Regions from separate parts of the Homo sapiens genome. Here region 1 is linked to region 2. A link is an interaction called in ENCODE POLR2A ChIA-PET data of the cell type or tissue named here. Cell type or tissue: B cell. All regions are shown on one strand. Links, peaks and the distances in the headings refer to the core of each region. The heading gives the core; the rest is flanking DNA.

The links. ChIA-PET counts read pairs that join two places held together with the same protein. Peaks named below come from ENCODE experiments on the same cell type or tissue, not always from the same donor. Only the 100,000 strongest peaks of a DNase experiment are listed, where the experiment ranks them.
Region 1: POLR2A ChIA-PET joins it to region 2 with 5 read pairs; 2 of 35 experiments call an interaction of 5 or more read pairs at or near these places.

What each region holds. Positions count from the first base shown.
Region 1 is chr17:47,720,331-47,723,478 of GRCh38, reverse strand. No RefSeq gene overlaps it. Among named protein-coding and RNA genes, the nearest start is that of TBX21, 11 kb to the left of the region's middle. In B cell, for the core only: no CTCF peak of the experiment used is centred there; a DNase peak (open chromatin) is centred at 2,168; H3K27me3 peaks cover 1,474 bases.
Region 2 is chr17:47,102,535-47,107,394 of GRCh38, reverse strand. No RefSeq gene overlaps it. Among named protein-coding and RNA genes, the nearest start is that of CDC27, 84 kb to the left of the region's middle. In B cell, for the core only: no CTCF peak of the experiment used is centred there; no DNase peak of the experiment used is centred there.

The DNA of each region.
Region 1 (3,148 bases), core at 649-3,148, 620 kb before region 2:
TTTTTTTTTTGGTTAAGACTAGTCAATATACCTTTGATTTCATTAGACTTCACAATGGTGTGAAGGCAACTGGGTGGGAACCATTGTTCCCATTTTACAGACAAGGAAACTGAGATATAAAAAAGTTAAGTATCAGCCAGGCACAGTGGCTCATGTCTGTAATCCCAGCACTTTGGGAGGCCGAGGCGGGAGGATCACAGGGTCAGGAGATTGAGACCATCCTGGCCAACATGGTGAAACCCCGTCTCTACTAAAAATACAAAAATTACCTGGTGTGGTGGCACGCGCCTGTAGTCCCAGCTACTCAGGAGGCTGAGGCAGGAGAATTGCTTGAACGAGGGAGTTGGAGGTTGCAGTGATCTGGGATTGTGCCACTGCACTACAGCCTGGTGACAGAGCGAGACTCCATCTCAAAAAAAAAAAAGTTAAGTACCAGCTGGGCACAGTGGCTCATGCCTGTAATCCCAGCACTTTGGGAGGCTGAGATGGGTGTATCACTGGAGGTCAGGAGTTCGAGATCAGCCTGGCCAATATGGTGAAACTCCATCTCTACTAAAAACACAAAAATTAGCCGGGCGTGATGGCACATGCCTGTAATCCCAGATACTAAGAGGCTGAGACAGGATAATTGCTTGAACCCAGGAGGCAGAGGCTGCACTGAGCCGAGATCGTGCCATTGCTCTCCAGCCTGGGCAACAGACAGAGATTCTGTCTCAAAAAAAAAAAGAAAAGTTAAATACCTTGTCAAGATCACATGGCTGGTGACCTAATGAACACTTACTGTGCACTTTCCTGAGTGGAGCCTCCCACACCTGTGTGAAGAGGACACTATCGTTCCCATTTTGCAGATGAGAAGCTGGTGCTCAGAGAGGTGACACAATTTTCCCAGGCTCTCAGTTATTTTTATCCCCTGACCCTCTCTCCTTATAAGGTACCCAACCCAACCCGGGCTGAGTCCTTCTCCTTATTCCCTCTGGAGAAAGGCAAGATGGAAGGGCCCTCTATGTCACCCAGTGAGTGTTCCCCTATGTTTTGGGAAGTCATCCTGGTGTCCTAATTGACATTACCCTTCCCTCAACCCAGGCCTCTTCTCACCTCTCCTGGTGTCCTTTCTGTCTGATGACCCTGCAGAACCCGACCCCGTTACTCAGCAAATCCCATCCTGCTGATGGGGTAGGAGTGGGGAAGCAGGGCTGAGAGACCGAAAGGGGCAGGGACTAGCTTCGTCACACAGCAGCCACTGTGGCAGTGGAGGAAGATGAGTCCAGATGGGAAGGACCCAGGAGTCCTGGTTTCCAGGTGGAGTGAGAGGCAGGAGCCTTCCTCACTTCTCCAAACTCCCTGCCCCAGGCAACGGAGCCCACTGCCAGCCATCCAAGCTGTTAGGTGTTTCTGCCTGAGGAGGGAAGGGGCCTGGGCAGCTCCTAGAATGGGAAGAGAATGCCACTGGGCATGTGCCCTGCCAGGCAGTGCTTCCGTCTTTCTGCCCACGCCTAAGTTCATCACACCTTCTGCTCTGCCCTCCTGCTAATCGAACCTGCACTCTCCTCCCTCTTGCTTTTCACCTTGGGACACGTGAGCCAGTGGCCAAGAGTGAGGCAGCAGAGCCAAGTGGAGCCACCAGCTGCCTCATCCCCTCCATGCCAGCCAGACTGCCTGGGATTCTGGGGATCCCTGTATGCCCCTGCCGCAGCCTCAGCAGTAGCTCTGTCGACAGCTCTTAGGAGCTCCTGTTCCGGGCTGGAAGTGAGGAGGGGGCTTTCCTTGACAACAAACAGGGAAATGGGGGGCCCCACGCCCTGGCCCCAGGCTCTTCTTACGATCTAACCCCCTTGGGGCAGGCCCTTCTTCTCGAAGAAACCCAGGGAAGGCTTCCAAAAAAATCACCTGAGGCAGAGTCCCTTTCTTGCCCCGGGCTATAAGTTCTTCTTCTAGTCTAACCTTGATCCCTTGCAGAGGGGTGGAAGAGGGCAGAGATGAATTGCAGTTTCTTATAAACCTGGTGGCTTCTAGTTCCCCGACGACAATACAGCGGAGGAGCCCTGTGGTTCTGGCTCTGAGTCAGGCCCCATCGCCCGGGCGTCCCCAGTGCCATCTCCCTCCGCCCCTCCCCGGACTGGAAAATCAGGCTCATGCCTCTGCCGAGAGTCAGTGCTTCCCCTCCTTCCCCTCACCATCTCGCTTTCCCCTAAAGGGAGGTGTTTCCTCGAAGCAGGGAAAAGTCAAGGGGGCAGAGACCTCACCAGCCACCGGGAGGCGGCACTCGGTAGGCACGGGCACGGGGTGGGGGTGGGGCGACCCTGCCTTCCTCTCCCTTCCCCCTCCACCCCTCCAGCCCAGCTCCCCGGCCATGCTCTTCCAGACGGCTGCATGTGTGCGTGTGCACACACACTTAAAACACGTGTGTGGTTGGTATGTAGGGGGGCCCTCTAGCCCCCCGAGGGAGAGGGCGGGTGGAGGAGGGAAGGAAGGTGTCATGCCTCTGATGTGCCTATCAGTGACACAAACTTTTTCCACACGTATGTTCTTCACACGTTCTGGGTCTGCACGTGCTCATCATGCCTCCCGAGTCACATGTCTGATCGGCGTCCCGCTCCCCCGCTTGGCATTGATCCCTGGGTATTAAGCGGATTCCCTCCGCCTCCCTGTGAGGAGACCCGCCCACCTCGGGAGGGAAGGGTTGGGAATTCAGGAGTCTCTGAGGATACCGGCACCTCCCTCTCAGAAAACTGGCTCCTCCTCCCAGCAGAGGACCCTCGGCCTGGTGGGGGCAGGTCACAGACGTGCCATGCAGACCCTCAACCTTCCCATCTGTTTGAGGGCTCAAAGAGATATCAAAACTCCACCCCTAGACCCTGGATGTAGGTGGGAGAGTTTGGGGAGGGTCTCACCCCTTGGGGAAATTGAACCCAGCCGGGGAGTGGTTAGGAAGGTCTAGGTCAGCAATCAGAAGAACTCACGTGCACCTCGCTGTCAGGGGTGGGGGGAGTATGAGGGAGCCTAAACAGAAAGTGAGCAGGACAGAGGGAGAAAGAAAGAGAGGGAAAGAGAGAAACTGAGACCACGGGCAGTCACAAAGAGAGAGGAGGGCAGCGCTGGATGTGGGCAGGACCTTCTGGATAGCCGGGCAGTGTGGTGAGGGGGCCTG
Region 2 (4,860 bases), core at 1,296-3,795:
TGTGGGGAGTGAGGGGAGAGACAAAAATTAAAAAGCAAACGGTAAAATGTTAACATTTGAGGAATCTCAATGAAGAGTAGATGGATTCTTTGTATTATTTTTGCAACTTTTCTGAAATTATTTCAAAATAAATGTTAAAATAATAAAGTATACTCATGTAACTCTTGACCAGGCATGGTGGCTCACACTTGTAATCCCAGCCTATACATACATATATATATACACACACACACATATATACATATATATAATTATATAACTCTTTCAAGGGAAAATACTAAACCATGCTTAGGAATACATACACAGTCAATATAAGTACAAAGACAAGCAAGAAAAGTATTTACTATAAAAGTCAGAAGGCTGGGCACAGTGGCTCACACCTGTAATCCCAGCAATCTGGGAGGCTGAGGCTGACAGATCACTTGAGGTAATGAGTTCAAGACCAGCCTGGCCAACGTGGCGAAATCCCGTCTCTACTAAAAATAAAAAAAGGGCTACCCTCTTTGGGTCCCCTCCCTTTGTATGGGAGCTCTGTTTTCACTCTATTAAATCTTGCAACTGCACTATCTTCTGGTCCGTGTTTGTTACGGCTGGAGCTGAGCTTTTGCTTGCCGTCCACCAGTGCTGTTTGCCGCCATCGCAGACCCGCCACTGACTTCCATTCCTCCGGATCCAGCAGGGTGTCCACTGTGCTCCTGATCCAGTGAGGTGCCCATTGCTGCTCCCGATTGGGCTAGAGGCTTGCCATTGTTCCTAAACGGCTAAGTGCTGGGTTCGTCCTAATCGAGCTGAACACTAATCACTGGGTTCCACGATTCTCTTCCGTGACCCACGGCTTCTGATAGAGCTATAACACTCACCGCATGGCCCAAGATTCCATTCCTCGGACTCCATGAGGCCAAGAACCCCAGGTCAGAGAACACGAGGCTTGCCACCATCTTGGAAGCAGCCCGCCACCATCTTGGGAGCTCCCGGTAACAGGAGTGGCGATCCTGGGTTCATAAGGTGGGCCAATGTGATAACGAGGCTCCTTATCAGAGGGAGGCAGTGGGATCAACAGTCAGGAGTGGAAGATGTGATGAAGGAAGTAAAAGGTGGGAGTGAAGCAAGGAAGCAGCCATGAGCCAAGGAATGCAGGTGGCCTCAGAACCTCCAGAAAGGACCAGTTCTACTGACACCTTGACTTTAGCCCAATGAGACTGATTTTGGACTTCTGACCTCCAGAACTATATAAAGAAGATGACAATTAGCGTGTGGGGGGTCCACAAGACATTGTGATGTTAAATGTGGGTCCTTCTTCTTGACAAGGGATACCCACCTACCTACTGAGAGACCTCCAAACAGAGACATCAACATAGAAACCTCAGCAGAGATAACCAGATCTCCATATGCAAACCCATGCAAAAAGAAGCCTAGAGAAACAGACGCCCAGATGAAGAGGGGCGTGAGTATAAGCTTTGCAGTTGGAGCTACCGCCGGGAAAGACTCAATGTGCTTCATTGGCTGATGCCCACTCCTCAAAAAACAAAACAAAACCAAAAACAACAAGTGGTGTACAGAGAAATGAGAATTGCCAAAAGGGAAAATTACTTGGTCTAGAATTATTTTGTGATTTTCCAACTACCTGCACCAGTGTCTGACTGATAACGCATACTCAGTAGATAGTGAATGAATACATGTGACATAATCTGATGACCAGACTGTAGCTTGAGTTTAGAATAGTAATTCTGTCTGCCTTTTTCTGCTTTGTTTTTCTCCCCTGCCCCTTTGATCTTTGTATATTCCTGTCCTTTGGACACCCATCTCCATCAAAATGTCATAGAAAAATTCTGTGAAACTTGACTGCAGGGTCAAAGTGATGTCAAAGGGAGGTTTGGGGAGAGGCATGTGATAAAAATAGCCCAGCTGGGGTTCCCATCTGTTTCCCATGCCATAGCACTACACCCTGGGCAGTGTTTCTCATCAGTATCAGCTGGGTTGTTTGTCAAAAATTCCAATTCCCAGGCCACACCCCAAAGAATCTGATTCAGTGCTTCTGGGCTGGGGCACTCTAAGTAGTTCTGCAAAACGCAGCTTGAGAATCTCACTTGTAGATTAAGGAGAGTGAACAATCTTTTATCCTTAATCCTGAAATCTGAAGGGTACTGAAAACTGAAAACTGCTAGGTTTTCATAACTCATTTTGGTGGCAAAATCTGATCCATGAAGTGACATCACACTATAAATGATCCTTATTTATTGCACATAATGTGGACATTCACACACTTTGCTGCAGAAATATTAGTGTGTTTGATTAGAAGTAGCTCTCCCTGGCCGGGTGCGGTGGCTCACGCCTGTAATCCCAGCACTTTGGGAGGCCAAGGTGGGCAGGTCACGAGGTCAGGAGATTGAGACCATCCTGGGTAACAGGGTGAAAACCTGTCTGCACTAAAAATACAAAAAATTAGCCGGGTGTGGTAGCGGGCGCCTGTAGTCCCAGCTACTCGGGAGGCTGAGGCAGGAGAATGGTGTGAACCTGGGAGGTGGAGCTTGCAGTGAGCTGAGATCGCGCCACTGCACTCCAGCCTGGGCAACAAGAGTGAAACTCCATCTCAAAAAAAACAAAAAAACAAAACAAAACAAAACAAAAAACAACAAAAGAAATGAACGGCTGGGCGCAGTGGCTCACGCCTGTAATCTCAGCACTTTGGGAGGGAGAGGTGGGCAGATCATGAGGTCAGGAGATCGAGACCATCCTGGCTAACACAGTGAAACCCCGCCTCTACTAAAAATACAAAAAATTAGCCGGGCATGGTGGTGGGCACCTGTAGTCCCAGCTACTCGGGAGGCTGAGGCAGGAGAATGGCATGAACCCGGGAGGCGGAGCTTGCAGTGAGCCGAGATTACGCCACTGTACTCCAGCCTCGGTGACAGAACGAGACTCCGTCTCAAAAAAAAAAAAAAAAAAGAAATGATGAACATATTGTTAGATAAAGACTTTGTGATTAGCAATGCAGTTAAAAATTCACAAAAAAGAATAAAAGTTGTCCTTGCCTTAGGGGACACTACTTCTAGGGAAGAGGATCACCGAATTAGGAGGTTTGGGTGCATACAATGCTGAAAAAAGGAGGGTGGAGTTCTCATAGTTCCCATGCTGCTCCCACATTTGTGCTCCTCCAATCTTATATACAATCTTTTTCTTTTGAGGCCCATGTCATTGAGCTACAAGACCCCATTGTCCACCTCAACTCCATCATCTCCCAACTTTCCATCCATTCCTCCACGTTAATCTATGGTTTGAGCACCTAGGTTTGTATCTTCCTTTCCATCATCCTAGCTACCGTTAACATCTATGCTGCATCTTCCCTCACTCTCTTCAACTCCAGTAACCTTCTCGTCTATAGCGGCCTCCACCCATGACCATGGAAAGGAGCTTCCCAGACCCTGGACCAGCTCCATGACTGAAATCCTAGCTCCCAGCCTTCAACTCTCTGACCTATAACCTTAGCCCCTCTCAACTTTTCTTCCTTACTCCAATTTCCTCTGTTATTTCATCTTCAGAGGCAAGATCCTATTATTCTTTTTAAAATATATATTTTTTTTTATTGAGATGGCATCTTGCCATGTTACCTACGCTAGTCTCAAACCCCTGGGCTCAAGCAATCCTGCTGCCTCTTTCTCCCAAAGTGTGGTATTACGTGTGTGAGCCAGCATGCTTACCTCTTTTATTTTAAATTATTTTATTTCTTGAGACAGAGTCTTGCTCTGTCACCCAGGCTGGAGTGCAGTGGTATGATCTCGGCTTACTGCAACCTCCACCTCCCGGGTTCAAGTGATTCTCCTGCCTCACCCTCCCAAATAGCTGGGATTACAGGCGCCCACCACCATGCCTGGCTAATTTTTGTAGTTTTAACTTTTAGTAGAGACGTGGTTTCACCATCTTGGCCAGGCTGGTCTCGAGCTCCTGACCTCAGGTGATCTGCCCACCTTGGCCTCCCAAAGTGCTGGGATTACAGGCATGATCCACTGTGCCAGCCTTTTTTTTTTTTTTTAATCTGTCTTGATTTTGCTCCCTTCCTAAACAGTTTTGGCTTCATGATCACTTAAGCCAAGAGTCACAAACTAAAATGCCATCAAAGGGCCAAGCAGGTAGCAAAATTTGAGTGATACAGGCTCAATGTCTTAGTCGCCTCAGGCTACAACAAAATACCATAGACTGGGTAGCCTAATAATACAGATCATTTTCTCATGGTTCTAGAGGCTGGAAAGTCCAAGATCAAAGTTTCCAAAGGGTTAAGTTTCTGGTGTTGACACAGGGCCGCGAAGCCCCCAAACTGGGGTTTAGCCTGAGAAGGTTCTTGGCTTCACCCAGGAAAGAATTAAAGGGCAAACCAAAGATGTTAGAGGCCAACTTTTTTTTTGTTTTTTTGAGACAGGGTCTCACTCTGTCACCCAGGCTGGAGTACAGTGGCTCACTGCAGAATCTATCTCCGAGGTTCAAGTAATTCACCCCACTCAACCTCGTGAGTAGCTGGGAGTACAGGGGCGCACCACCACACACAGCTAAATTTTTATATTTTTAGTAGAAGATGGGGTTTCACCATGTTGGCCAGGCTGCTCTCAAACTCCTGGCCTCAAGTGATCCACCCACCTCAGCCTCCCAGGGTGCTAGGATTATAGGCATGAGCCCCTGCACCTGGCCTAGATGCCAACTTTTATTGAAGCGGTGACCTACAGCAACAGCAGAGGGACTGCTCCTTGCAGAGCAGGGCTACCCTATAGGTAGTGTGACCAGAGCAGCAGCTCAGGGCAGTTCTACAGTCATATTTACATCGACCTTTAATTATATGCAAATTAAGGGGCGGACTATACAGATGTTTCT